Linked DNA regions of Homo sapiens: regions 2 and 3 are each linked to region 1. A link is a contact called in ENCODE Hi-C or POLR2A ChIA-PET data. All regions are on one chromosome and are shown on one strand. The core of a region is the stretch at or near the end of the contact, and the rest is flanking DNA. Distances in the headings are between cores, read along the strand shown.

Region 1 (4,556 bases), core at 996-3,495:
TTAATTTAACTTTTATTTTAAGTTCATGGGGTATATGTGCAGGTTTGTTATATAGGTAAATTTGTGTCATGGGGTTTGTTTTACAGGTTATTTCATCACCCAGGTATTAAACCTAGTACCCATTAGTTATTTTTGCTGACCCTCTCCCTCCTCCCATTCTCCACCCTCTGATAAGCGCCAGTGTGTGCTGTTCCCCTCCATGGGTCCATGTGTTCTCATCATTCAGCTCCCATTTATAAGTGAGAACATACGGTATTTGGTTTTCTGTTCCCATGCAAATTTCAAGCATACAATACATTACTATGAACTATAATCAGCATGTTGTACATTAAGTCTCCATAACTTACTCTACTTACAACCGAAAGTTTGTGCATTTTGACCAGTATCTTCCCATTTCCCCTACATCCCAAGTCCTGGAAACCACATTTCTGCTGTCTGTTTCTATGAGAAACTTCTAGATTCCACGTATAAGTGAGATCATGCAGTATTTGTCTTTTTATGTCTGGCTTATTTCACTTAGCATAATGTCCTCCAGGTTCATCCATGTTGTTAAATCCATGCCAGTTGCAAACAGCAAGATTTATTTCTTTTTTGAAAGCTGAATAATATTCCACTGTATGTATGTATGTGTGTGTGTGTGTGTGTGTACATATATATTTGCACTCATTATCCGTTCATCCATTGATGAAAAGTAGATTATCCCTATATCTTGGCTATTGTGAATAATGCTGCAATGAACATGAACATATATCTTCAGGATAGTGATGTTGTTGCTAGATCACATGGTAATTCTATTCTTAATTTTGTGAGGAGCCTTTATACTGTTTTGCACAATGGCTCTACTAATTTACATTCCCATCAACAGCATACAAAAGTTCCCTGTTCTCCACCTTCTCCCCAATGCTTTCATATTTTGGGCCATTCTGTATGGTTTACTGTACCGTATGACAGTAATGCTGTGCAGTATGTGCTATAGCCATTTTTGCATCTACTGGTACCAGTTCTGAAATAGCAGCGGCGCCCTTTCTGTTTAGAGTCGCCTTCTGGTGGTAGGAATTCTGGTTGCTACCATGTGTAGCCTGCAAGCCTCTAGCAGCTCTTTTGCAGCGACGCCGAGCGCCGGGCGCGGTGGCGCGTGCCTGTAGTCCCAGCTACTCGGGAGGCTGAGGCTGGAGGATCCCTTGAGTTCAGGAGTTCTGGGCTGTAGTGCGCTATGCCGATCGGGTGTCCGCACTGAGTTCGGCATCAATATGGTGACCTCCCGGGAGCGGGGGACCACCAGGTTGCCTAAGGAGGGGTGAACCGGCCCAGGTCGGAAACGGAGCAGGTCAAAACTCCCGTGCTGATCAGTAGTGGGATTGCGCCTGTGAATAGCCACTGCACTCCAGCCTGGGCAACATAGTGAGACCCTGCCTCTTTTGAGTTCTCACCTTATAAAGTAGCCTTTCTTCCCATGCATCTATCCTAAGACAAAAGAAATGCAGAATTTACATTCTTACAGGACTATTTTCCTCACTACACTGTGAATCCCCCCTCCCACCCCACCCCCATTGGGAATCTTCTTGTTTTTATTTTTATCTTATTTCACCATTATCTAGCTAAACACTTGCACATTCATGCTGCCAAGTGTTTATGGAGCACCGATTGTACACCAGGTACTGCGGTGAGTCTCAGGGGTACCAAGACCGAGGTTCGATGAGAATCCTGTAATCAATTGCAGAATGCTCCTTCCGAGAGCAGGACCCATCAAAATAGGAACTCCGTTTTGAGAGTTCGCCTCGATCGTTGAGGATAATCTTAGAAGGACCGAAGCAGTTCCGTTTCGTTACATTTCAAAATCTTATGTCAAAGTAAGCGCGCAGAAAGGGGTCCTTGCTCTTCTACACTGAGCCCTACGGCCCCCCTGTGGGGAAATACTCCTGATAATCATCTCGAAAATTGTTTCGACCAGCAGGGGTCACTATGAAGGCTGACTTGAGCCCAAGACACAATGGGGCACGGTAACCAGACTGGTCCGTAAGGGTTCCAGGAAGGAATGCAGTTTCAAGAGAACAGTTTGAATCTTTATTCGAATTTGAATTTTGGTACAATGAAGAGAGTCAGCTGCAACTTGACAATCGAAATCTTCAGAAAAGCGACACAAATACGTTCGCCTCGAGGAATATTGGGTCTTCTGCGCGGCCGTAGAGCTCCGCCAAGTGCGCCTGCGCGGAGGAGAAGTGGCGTCGAGTCCGGCCGGGCAGTAGAGGAACTTGCGGTAGTGACCCTCGGGCCTCGCCATGAAGAGCCGCTTTAGCACCATTGACCTCCGCGCCGTACTCGCGGAGCTGAATGCTAGGTACAGTACCCTAAGTGACGAGGCTCGTGTGGGGAGTGCAGGAGGCAGAGGCCGGAGTCCCATGGCGCAAACAGACCAGCTTGATATGTTTCCTTATTTCCTAGTGCGTCTATGGACCTGCCTAGGCCTGAGTGGGCAGGCGTGTGGTGTCTTTCCCGTGACCCTTAGGATACCCCTGGGGGTCCCAGGCACCTCGTGCCCCATCCCCCGCGTCCTCCCAGCTCTCTGGCTTGCCCCGCTAGCGCGAAGCTCTTGCATTGTTGGCCTGGGTTGTCCGGGTTGGGCAGGAAACGTTTGTTAAAACACGAGACGCCAGAGTGGTCGTTTGCTTCAGAGGTTTCCAGACTGGGGGCTTGGTTTCTTGAACACCTCCCTCCCCTCACCCCAGAGAGAGAGAGAGCATCGCGGTTTTAGCTGGATTGAGCAGATTTGGACTGAGATCTGGATTCTAGTCTGGATTCTATTATTCAGCCCTGTGAGCTTTGTCATATTTTCGGGGCCCTCTTTTATCTTTTTTTTTTCTCCCTTGTAATAAATTAATTGGATTATATTTTACTGTATTTCTCCCCCAAAATTGGGTCATTTGGAAGACGCAAGCTATAGTGTGTTGTTCCTAGAGCTGATAGACCACTTCTGTTTTTAAATCGTTACTCTTAAGTTTTGAACTGAATCTCCAAATGGCTTTCAGACTCTGCTCCTCGGCTGACTCCATATCCTTAGAGACTGAGATCCGCTCTTTCGAAGCTTTTATTAAATTATGTGTAGTTTTATGTTTCAGACAATAGTGTAACATGTTACATGTTTCCTTTATCTTTGCAGCTTGCTAGGAATGAGAGTAAACAATGTTTATGATGTGGATAATAAGACATACCTTATTCGTCTTCAAAAGTAAGAACATTTTATAGGCTTATTTTCTCTTTGACAATTAAGTATGAGATTACTGATTTTTTTTAACCTACATTTTAAGCCTGTTTAGCAATTAGCTTTGGCATATACCCTAAAGAAAAATTCGACTTTTTTCTTCTACAGACCGGACTTTAAAGCTACACTTTTACTTGAATCTGGCATACGAATTCATACAACAGAATTTGAGTGGCCTAAGAATATGATGCCGTCTAGTTTTGCCATGAAGGTAAACTTGTTACGCTTGAAGCTAAATTTTAAGAGATTGCTCACTAACAATTAAGTTTTTAATTGGGGTTTCCTTCACTGTTACGAATAAAGTGCAGATAAAATGAAGGTAAAGGGAGTGGTTGACAGATAATGGGTTGAATAAAGTGAATATTTATTAATTGATTTCTCCCCATTACCTTTCACATCCTGTTCTGCTCCAGATCTTCTGTTTCCACAGTCACTATTAGAGTTCAAGCTTTTATCACATTCAGCCTTACAGTTCCTTAACTGTAATTCACTTCTCTGCATCAAAACAATTCTAAATTAGACCAACGTTAATTTTTTTGTTTTTGTTTGTTTGTTTTTTTGTTCGTTTTTGAGAAGGAGTCTCGCTCTGTCACCCAGGCTGGAGTGCAGTGGCACAGTCTTGGCTCACTGCAACCTCTGCCTCCCAGGTTCAAGTGATTCTCTTGCCTCAGCCTCCTCAGTAGCTGGGATTACAGGCGTGTGCCACCAGACCCGGCTAATTTCTCTATTTTTAGTAGAGATGGGGTTTCACCATGTTGGCCAGTCTGATCTCAAATGCGTGACCTCAGGTGATCCGCCAGCCTCAGCCTCCTGAAGTGCTGGGATTACAGGCATGAGCCACCGCGCCTGGCCCAACATTAATTTTTTTAAAGTATAATTTTCATTAGTTACCTCACCTTTTATGGTTTCCTGATTTCTAAATCCATATTCTATAGCCTAACATTCTTGGCTTTCTGTGTTCTTTCTCCTCCCTGCCCCACCTTTTTTTCCTAGTCTTATCTTCCAGAGCTCACTTTTGTGAGTCGTATTCCTCTGTACCCAGTCAGTATTTTTTTTTTTTTGGAATACTCACTGACATTAATATGTTACTAAGTCTTTTTATTTTTCTGTTTTGTTTTTACTATTAAAACAGATTTTTACATGGGTGGGCATGCTACCCATTCTTTTATTGATGTAACATATAGATTGAAAATTCATGTGGTACACGAGACTTTCGAGTCACATATACTTAACTTTGAATTAATAGCTTTGTCAGAAAGTAATTTTATAACCTGGAAAAGTTACTTAACCTCTTGGA
Region 2 (4,556 bases), core at 1,494-3,993, 790 kb before region 1:
AAAACAGTTTCTTAAACCACATGCCAATAACCCGTATTTATCCATACACTTACATATCCTTCTTTAGAATCTGAGTTTGAATTGAAGCATTTACCTTAATTTTAAAGTTTCTTCTAAATTACCTTTTGTCACTGGGGTCTGTTTCATTTGCCTTTCTTTAAAGGTAAACTTGATGTTTTCATTTTGCCTTAGTTTCCAGCCAACTGTAATTTTAAAAGCTCTTCAAAGTCAGCTGGGAACTTTTGACTAGTAGATGTTTTGCTCTGGCATGGTACTCCTTCACACCTCAATGGTCACCCAGTCTTTCTTATTTTGACCATTCTGAGATATTCTAAATTTGGCAGTTAGGGCCTTGGGTTGACTGGCAGTCTTCTGTTAACACACTAACTTTTCATTTAAATGCTGTATCCTTGTACCTTTCAGGCACAGGGATTCAAATTTATGTTAAAATTTTGTCTGGGGTGCAACTGTTACAAATAATGAGGATTAATAATAGTATGAACCACATACTGTCTTCCTAGGACTGTGTTAGAACATGCACCAGCAATGATAATACATCTGTATTTGCTGCCTAGTGGCTAACAGATTTACTCTCTTGATTATAAAAAACACCTTCGTTTCAGAACTAGTAAAATATGGGAGTGAAAGAGGCAAAATAAGTCCAAAAATCAAGGAAAATATTTATGCAGTTTCTGTCTCATTGATGTGTGTATCTCCTCCACTAATACTACACTGTCTTTATTACTGCAGCTTATTTATTTAACACTTACTATGTGCTTTATTCTGTAGACACTGTTCTAGAGACTGGAGATGTATCTGTGAACAAAACAAAGATTCCTGTCCTAAGAATCTTCTTTGTGGGATTCTTGTAGGTAAATAAACAAACTAAAATTACATAAGTTAAAAGGTTAAAGTGCTTTTTAAAAAAGTAAAACGGTAAGTAGAAGCTCAGCAGATGTAGACTGCCATAGTAAGAATAAGCTTCATTGAAACATTTGAGAAGAGGCTTGAAGAGGGTGAGAGTGAGCCAAGAGAATATCTGAAGGAAGAATCTTCTAGGGAGAATAAACAGCCAGTACCTGCCGTGTTTGAGAACAGCATCCAGGAGGTGAGTGTAGCTGGAACAGAGTGAGCTAAGGGTAAAAAAAATAGCAGCTTAAGTCAGAGAAGAAATGGAGGTCTGATCATCAGTAGGGCTTCATATTGAAAGTTATACAAGAGATAACTTTCATCAAGTAATGAGACAGTAAAGATAACTTGTACCAAATATCAAGGAAAAAACTTACTGAGCTCAGCCAGTATCACCAACCTGTGGTGAACCAAATAAATACTTCTTGTTTTAAGCCACTGAGTTTCGGGGTGATTTGTTATACATATGCTATTAGTATTCTTTTTTTTTTTGAGACGGAGTCTTGCTCCGTCGCCCAGGCTGGAGTGCAGTGGCGCAATCTCGGCTCACTGCAACCTCCGCCTCCCGGGTTCACGCCATTCTCCTGTCTCAGCCTCCCAAGTAGCTGGGACTACAGGCGCCCGCCACCACGCCCAGCTAATTTTTGTATTTTTAGTAGAGATGGGGTTTCACCGTGTTAGCCAGGATGGTCTCGATCTCCTGACCTCATGATCTGCCCGCCTCGGCCTCCCAAAGTGCTGGGATTACAGGCATGAGCCACCGCACCCGGCCAACTATTAGTATTCTTGTGTGAGAATAAAATTATGCAGCCAGATTATTCTTTTAAAAAGTATAGTAAATTTAACTTTTTTCAAGTTACACAGTTCTGAGTATTAACATATGTATAGATTTCATGTAATGCCTGTGTAATGAGAATACAGAACATTTCAAACACCCTCTAAAATTCCCTTAGGTTGTCCTCTTATAGTCAACTCCTGTCCCTCACCTCCAGTTCCTAGCAATCACTGTTTTCTGTCCTAGTAGTTTTGTGTTTGGAAGAATCTCATAAAAATGGAACTGTACAATTTGTAGCCACTTGAGACTGGCTGCTTTCCCTCAGCATGATACTTCTGAGATTCATCTTTGAGATTCTTGCATGTACCAATAATTAGTTCCATTTTATTCCTGAGTAGATTTCACTGTACAGTTGCACCACAGTTTGTTTATCCATTCTGTTAAAGGACATGTGTGTCATTTCCACTTTGGGGCAAATATGAATACAGTCATTGTAAATATCCACAAATGGGATTTTGTGTGAAGATGACTTCTCATTTCTCTAGGGTAAATATTTGGGAATGGGATTGCTGTAGCATATGAAAAGCATATGTTTAACTTTATAAGAAATTGCTAAGCTGTTCTCCAGAGTGACTGTAGCATTTTGCATCCACACCAGCAGTGTATGGGCATTCCAATTGTTCTGTATCCATGTAAGCACTTGCATTGTCAGGTTTTGTTTGGTTTTTTGGCCATTTTCATAGACGTGTATTGTCATTTCATTATGGTTTTAATTTGCATTTCTCTCACGGCTAATTATGATCCTGAGCATTTTTTCACGTGCTATTTACCATCAATATGTTGTCTTCGGTGAAGTGCCTGTTAAAAATTCTTACCCCCCTTTTTTTTAACTGGGTCGTTTTGTTTTCTTCTTCTGTTTTTGTTTTGAGAGAAGGGGTTTCACTCTGTTGCACAGACCGGAGTGCCGTAGCTGTTCACAGGCATGATGATAGTGTGCTACAGACCTGAAATCTTGGGCTCAAGTAACCCTCCTACTCAGCTTCCTGAGTAGGTTGAACTACAGGTGCGTGTCACTGCAGCAGGCTCAGGGTTGTTTTCTTAATGTTGAGTTTTGAGAATTCTTTGTATATTCTAGGTCAGAGTTCTTTGGCTAATAATGTGATTTGCAAACATTTTCTCCCTGTTTACAGCTTGATTTTCTTTCTCTTAGTGTCCTTCACAAGCGTTTTTAATCTTGACAGAGTTCAATTTAATCAGTATTTTTTCTTTATGAGTTGAACTTTCAGCATCATGGTAAAAAAAAGTACTCTTTGTCTAAACTAAACTCATGAAAATTTATTCTATTTTTTTCTTGTAAAAGCGTTATAGTTTTAAATTTAGATATATGATCTATTTTTAGTTAATTTGTATGTAAGGTGGCAGGTATAGGTTGTGATTAGGTTTTTTGCATATGGATGTCCAGTTGTTGCAACATCATTTGTTGGAAAAACCTTTCCCCGCTATTGCCCTTTCACCTTTATAAAAAAATCAGTTGACCATGTCTGTGTGGGTGTTCTTCTGGATTCTCTGTTTGGTTCCATTTATCTATTTGTCTGTTCTTCTGACAATACCATACTGTCTTGATTAATGTAGCTTTATAGTAAGCCTTAAAAATCAGGTAGTGTGAGTCCTTCAACTTTATCCCTTTTTCAAAAAAATTGTTTTGGCTACTCTAGTTCTCTTTTGCCTTTCAGTATACATTTTAAAATCTGTTTAATAACTATCTGTATCTACAAAAACTCCATGGAATTTTTTTTTTTTTTTTTTTTTGAGACAGAGTTTCACTCTCGTCGCCCAGGATGGAGTGTAATGGCGCGTTCTCAGCTCACTGCAACCTCTGCTCTCGGGTTCAAGCAATTCTCCTGCCTCAGCCTCCCGAGTAGCTGGGATTACAGGCGTCCGCCACCACGCCCGGCTAATTTTTGTGTTTTTAATAGAGACGGGGTTTCACCATGTTGGTCAGGCTGGTCTCAAACTCCGGACCTCAGGTGATCCGCTCACCTTGGCCTCCCAAAGTGCTCGGATTACAGGCGTGAGCCACTGCGCTCGGCCGGAATTTTTATTGGAATGACAGTAGTCTCGCTTTATCCATGGTTTTGCTTTCCACAGTTTCAGTTACCTCTGCAACTGCAGTCTGAAAATTGATGAATATGGTACAAGATCTTTCAAGAGAGAGGGAGAGAGATTACATTCACCCAGTTTTTATTATAATAATTGTTCAATTTTATTTTTGTTAATCCCTTACTGTGCCTAATTTATAAGTTAAACTTCATCATAGATACGTATGTATAGGAAAATACACAGCATACACAGGGTTAGGTACTATCTGCAGTTTCAGGCATCTACGGGAGGTCTTGGAATGGATCCCCCATGGATAAGGGGGGGACTCCTATAAAGATAAAGATAATTTCAGGAGAATTGACATCTTAACTTTATGTCGAATCTTCCAATCCGTTAATGTGATAGGTTTTTTATTTCTTTCATCAGTGTTTTGTAGTTTTTAGCATATTGGTCCTGCACAATTCTTTGGAGCTATTATAAATTATATTATCTCAATAACTTTTGTTTCCAGTTGTTGTTTGTTAATATATAAATATTAATTTTTGTATGGTGACCTTAACCCTGCTACCTTAAGCTTACTTAATAATTCTAGGGCACAGCCAGATTACTTTTAAGAATTTATAACCGGGAATGGTTTTACAAGTTCATTTTTACATTTTTTTTAAAGCTGAAATGTCAAATCTTTAATCAGGGGAAATTTTCTTTTTCCCACTTTTCTTTTGGCAGTATACATACTTAAGTAGCTTTACTGCCACAGGTTGATTATCCCTTA
Region 3 (4,556 bases), core at 560-3,059, 710 kb before region 1:
ACAGGGTGGAGACAACAATTCATGGAGACTGAGACCAAAAGTGACTTGAATATACGCACCCTAATTGTGTGTGTTCAATAAATTCCTATTCTAGAGGCCAAGAGAACGGGTGGAAAGGGGATACACTGCAAATGCTTACTTAAATTTCAGAAGAAGGAAATAAAACTTATTGCAATAGTCAGGTAGGTCTGTTAAAACTGAAGTTTCATGATCTCAGAAAATGGAACCACTTTCTCTTAAACTCAGCTAAGTCATGACAGACCTCCCCGCTCCAACTCTCCATGCCTACCACAAACCTTGGATAATCTCCCAAATGTAAACCTTGTCTACCGTATCCTGTGACCATTAGAACAATCAGAGGCAAGGAGATACACGGTCTTTTGATTAAAGTAAACTGAAATAACCAATTAAAATTTACATTTGTGCCTCTCGCTCAAATAAACAGTTATAGAAGAGCTCTCACTGAGATGTGGAACAGAATCAAGCAGCTCTGAACTTTTCAAATAATAACAACTGTTATTTCCAAATAACAATTTCTAAATAACAAGCTGATGAACAAAATATTTATTTACCCACCAAGCCACAGTAGCCTGAGACATTCTCTGGTTCAGATAATAAAATAAATGCCTTAGAGGGCTTTCGTTCCTAAGATGCTGGTGAGTTTAGCACTGTGACTGCAAGAAATCGGGAACCTACGACAAAAAGACGCCCAGCCTGCCCACACTAACCGTCCAGAACTAGGTCTGGAGCAGCAAGGCGGGCGGGGCCGCGATTTCTTCCGCATCGCTGCGCCCGTTCTTCTCCGCCTGCGTGAGCACCGCCCACCCACTCGCGGTGTGAACATACTGGGTCTCGCCTCTCCTTTCCCCTCCCCTCGGCCTGGTGCTGAATCATGAGCCCAATGTCTCCAAAAGGTAAAATCAAAGAACAAAGCCACCCTTGGGGCTGGTCTGAATGGGGTACCACGTCGGGGTGGGGCAGAAGGCTGGAAACCACAACTTTGCTCTCCTTCTTCCCCAATTCCCCCACCCAACCCCCAAATTAAGAGGAGTACTGCAGTGCTCAGGAATTCCCAAGAGGGTGGCCCTTCTCCCAGTTGCTCGGTCTGCTACCGTCCGTCCGGGACCCGGCGCGCTCCGCCTCATTGTTCCAGCGCGCCGCCCGCCGCCCGCCGCCGGGAGCCCGCGCCCTGCAGAGCCAGCGAGTTGGCGGCTCCCGGGGAGGGGGGTTGGGGCTTGGCCTGCTCTAGATCCCCGACCCCTCGCCCCTCTGGGGCCGAGTAACAACAGCCCCCTGCCCACCCCCATAGCCTTCCTCCCAACCGATCGCTAAGGCGGAACCCACAAGTCCCCGGAGGCGCCTGGTGGGTGCTGTCCAAATGCTGGGAGGAGGCGGGAGGGGGGTGGGGAAGAAGGAGCTGGAGGCCCGGCCTGCGCGAAGCTGCAGCCCTCACCCCGACAGCGCGATTCGGTGACGCGGGTACCGCTCGGCCATGGTTCCTCCGCCCAAACAGGGAGCGGCTCGGCTACGGCCCGTCTCCCAGCCGTGGACGCAGGCACCTAGCAGCCCTTGGCCCTCCCTGTCTCCACAGAAGCAGAAAGTGGAGGGCCAGAAGACCCCGTGCAGGCTGCAGAAGTTCTCATTTGCTACTCACCCCAACTGTTTCTGTCCCTGCGGTTCTTGGCCATGGTGGTCCAGGAGCTGGTGGCGGTGAGGCGCTGTCACTGCGCTCGCTGCCTTCTCCGGGGCCGCAGGTTGCTGGCGGTGGGAGGCTCCGTGCCCGCGCTGGGCGCAGTTCGCTCAGACTCTGAGGATGTTGCTGTGGCGCTGGTGGGAAGGAGTGGGGAGGAAAAGGGAGGAGAAAGCAGATGAACCAAGCTCAGCATCACAAGCCCGAGTTCACACAGATACCAGCGTCACACCCTCCCTACCTCAGTCCACCCCCAGACCGTGAAGACAGTGATAGACCACGTACCGCAACATTTTCAACGGAAAACACAAACAAATAAACAGCACCCCCCTCGAACACACTCTCAAAGAATTTAACAGCGTTATCAGAAATACACAAACCGATATACTGCATGATTCTGGATGTTCAAATACCTGTTTCAAGCACGGTTATACATTAGTACAAACAAGCTGGCAACATTTATATAGCCAAAGTAGCTAAAATAATGTGCATTTATCTACGAGGCACCCATTTTTTTTTCCATTTTAAAAGCAAGGTCATGTTAGTAAAGAGGGTATCATGCATTTTTGTATATGTATACTGAGTAGTTTGTCTTAAAATTAGAATAGCAAAATTTATATCAAGAAGATCAAGATAAATGAAAGCTGTAGATTCATTACGATCTGTAACTCAATATCCACTGGGTAAAATTTCCCACTAGATTTGCAAAGATAAGGTCCAGACCTATAGTCCAATAGCAATTATTTGAGCTGAAATCATACTACATAGTCTGGGTATGGGTGGGCCCTGGCAGCCATAAAGGTTGCAGACAATTTTGAAAGGAAAAGAAAAAAAATAAAAATACTTTCAATCTTTCCCTTTTCACTGCTTTCTCTCTGCTACAAACTTAGTTGTTTTCAGTAACCTGGAAACACTGTCCCTTTATACTACCTCAACCTCAAGATACCATCATGCCGTCCCTTACAGTTTCCTTCTGCCATTTGGTTGTTACTCACACTCTGTACTGATCGGTTCTTAGGAGATCACTGCCAGCCTCTTAATTACCAGATCCATGATCTCTGCTAATTCCTCATGGTAAGCAACTCCTCACGCTACACTCTCTCAATGTAATTTACTATGATGGCTTCAGACAGGACCTCCATGCTGATGATTCCCAAATCTATACTTGTAGTCTTCTGCCCTCTAGAAGAGAGGACATTATACCAGAGGTGTGTTTATAACTGCCTAAGGTTATCCTCACGTTGTTTTCCTACTGACATTTGAACATCAACATATCTGAAAACAAACTCCCCCACCACTGCCAAATCTTATGCATTATATTTCAGTTACTGGTTCTAGTGACTGCAGAGTCGTGAACACTGTAACCAAGTTTACAACATGGTTTTAAAGAAGTCTGTGCTCAACAGAGTTGAAATGACATTAATGAAACAACATAGGAAGACAGACATTATCTCATCCTTATACCTATAAACCAAGTTCATAGAACAAAAGAGAAGTGTGGTCTGCTTTTCTTCTTATATTCCTTTACTATCATTCTCAGCTTACATTCCAGCCTGAAAATCCCTTTCATATGAATCCCATTTTTAAGAGTACAATAGATTACACACAAAAAAGAAAAAATTTATATAATTCAACACCTATGCCCAATTGAAAAAGAAATTAATTTTTTAAAAACCTGTTGTGTTTATAATTAGTAAGTAATCTGCAGGTGAATACTTTGAGACTGTGTGAATCACAAAAAAATGCTTAAATAAATAGCTCTCTGTATGTGACTTTTTGTACTATTGGCCAATAACTTTTCATCCACTGATTTTAGCATCCATTGATCCTTGCCTGAATCAATTTCATATTAGTGATTTTTTAAATGGAGGCTTTAAAATCATTATCTGTTGTTTGTTTGTTTTCCAGACACAGTCTCCCTCTGTTGCCCAGGCCGGAGTGCAGTGGCGTGATCTCAGCTCACTACAACCTCCACCTCCCAGGTTCAAGCGATTCTCATGCCTCAGCCTCTCAAGTAGCTGGGATTACTGGCGGTCGCCAGCACGCCTGGCTGTTTTTGTATGTAGAGACGGGGTTTCTCCATGTTGCCCAGGCTGGTCTCAAACTCATGAGCTCAAGCGATCTGCCCACCTCAGCCTCTTGATGTCATGTCTTTTAAATTAAGTAGCTGGCATTCCCTCTCCCACTTTTCTATGTTGAGTCCCTCTATAAATTAATGGAAGCTTTTAAAAAAATTGTGCTATGCATCACCATTCTTTTTAATGCCTAAATTCCCCTAATTTGGCTGAGGGTCAGCTCGTGTGTCCTTTTAACATTGTCCCTTTTTGTCTTTGAGCAGTTCCCTGTATTCTGGTAAAAGAAAATGTTTCAGGTTCCTTTGTATTTTCCCTATCTTAGAACTAGAATAGCCATTTCTCCAAGATGCTGTGGCTCCTTTTAACGAGAAAAGGTGTTTAGAAACCAAGACGTGGGTGCTAGTTGTGCTCATTGCTGGGTGAAGATCACTGTTTCTAGACCCTTTCAGTGGACATTGCTAGAATGCATCTTTTTAATCATAAGTTTAATCTACTCTGAAGAAATACCTCAATAGTATGAAAATATAAACATACATGGTTATGTATTACATTACTTTTTGTTATTGTAAAATGCTGGAAACAACCTGAATGCCCACATATAGATGAGTGGTTGAATACATTATAATACATATACGCAATAGAATGTTATGTAGGTGTGAAAAAGAATACAGAAGATCTTTATAAGCTAATACAGAGTGATTTCCAGAATACAATGTTAAATGAGGAGGAAAAAGTGAAAATAGTATACCATTCCTGGAAAAAGGAAAGGATATGAAAAAAGTATCCATTCA

Evidence for each region. A loop is a pair of places that touch in the nucleus more often than their neighbours do. ChIA-PET counts read pairs that join two places held with the same protein, here RNA polymerase II (POLR2A). Pooled maps may share reads with other maps.
Region 2: a loop to region 1 is called in a pooled map, with 2.2 times the contacts of the local background. The contact joins the enhancer-like site here to the promoter of NEMF in region 1. A Hi-C loop is called at or near these places in 1 of 37 single-sample maps with no recorded cell type and 1 of 50 pooled maps. POLR2A ChIA-PET finds 5 or more read pairs at or near these places in 3 of 52 experiments (BJ, GM10248 and WTC11).
Region 3: a pooled map shows a loop between it and region 1 (6-fold over the local background). The contact joins the promoter of ATL1 here to the promoter of NEMF in region 1. A Hi-C loop is called at or near these places in 4 of 50 pooled maps. POLR2A ChIA-PET finds 5 or more read pairs at or near these places in 2 of 52 experiments (RWPE1 and activated T-cell).

What each region holds. Positions count from the first base shown.
Region 1 is chr14:49,850,477-49,855,032 of GRCh38, reverse strand. NEMF (nuclear export mediator factor) reads left to right here and starts at 2,245. Exons shown (of 33, transcript NM_004713.6): 1 at 2,245-2,338; 2 at 3,158-3,226; 3 at 3,368-3,470. The coding sequence starts at 2,280. It also overlaps RN7SL3. RefSeq lists a silencer at 1,136-1,195 and an enhancer at 1,999-2,238.
Region 2 is chr14:50,645,623-50,650,178 of GRCh38, reverse strand. The region is part of intron 2 of SAV1 (salvador family WW domain containing protein 1); the gene reads left to right. Among named protein-coding and RNA genes, the nearest start is that of SAV1, 20 kb to the left of the region's middle. Within about 2 kb of position 2,743, at least 5 of the 41 ENCODE cell types and tissues checked have a DNase peak (open chromatin) inside an H3K27ac peak, as active enhancers do.
Region 3 is chr14:50,557,398-50,561,953 of GRCh38, reverse strand. ATL1 (atlastin GTPase 1) reads right to left here and starts at 1,809. Exons shown (of 14, transcript NM_015915.5): 1 at 1,655-1,809. The coding sequence starts at 1,688. It also overlaps a transcript of MAP4K5 not described here. RefSeq lists a silencer at 1,115-1,474 and an enhancer at 1,216-1,715.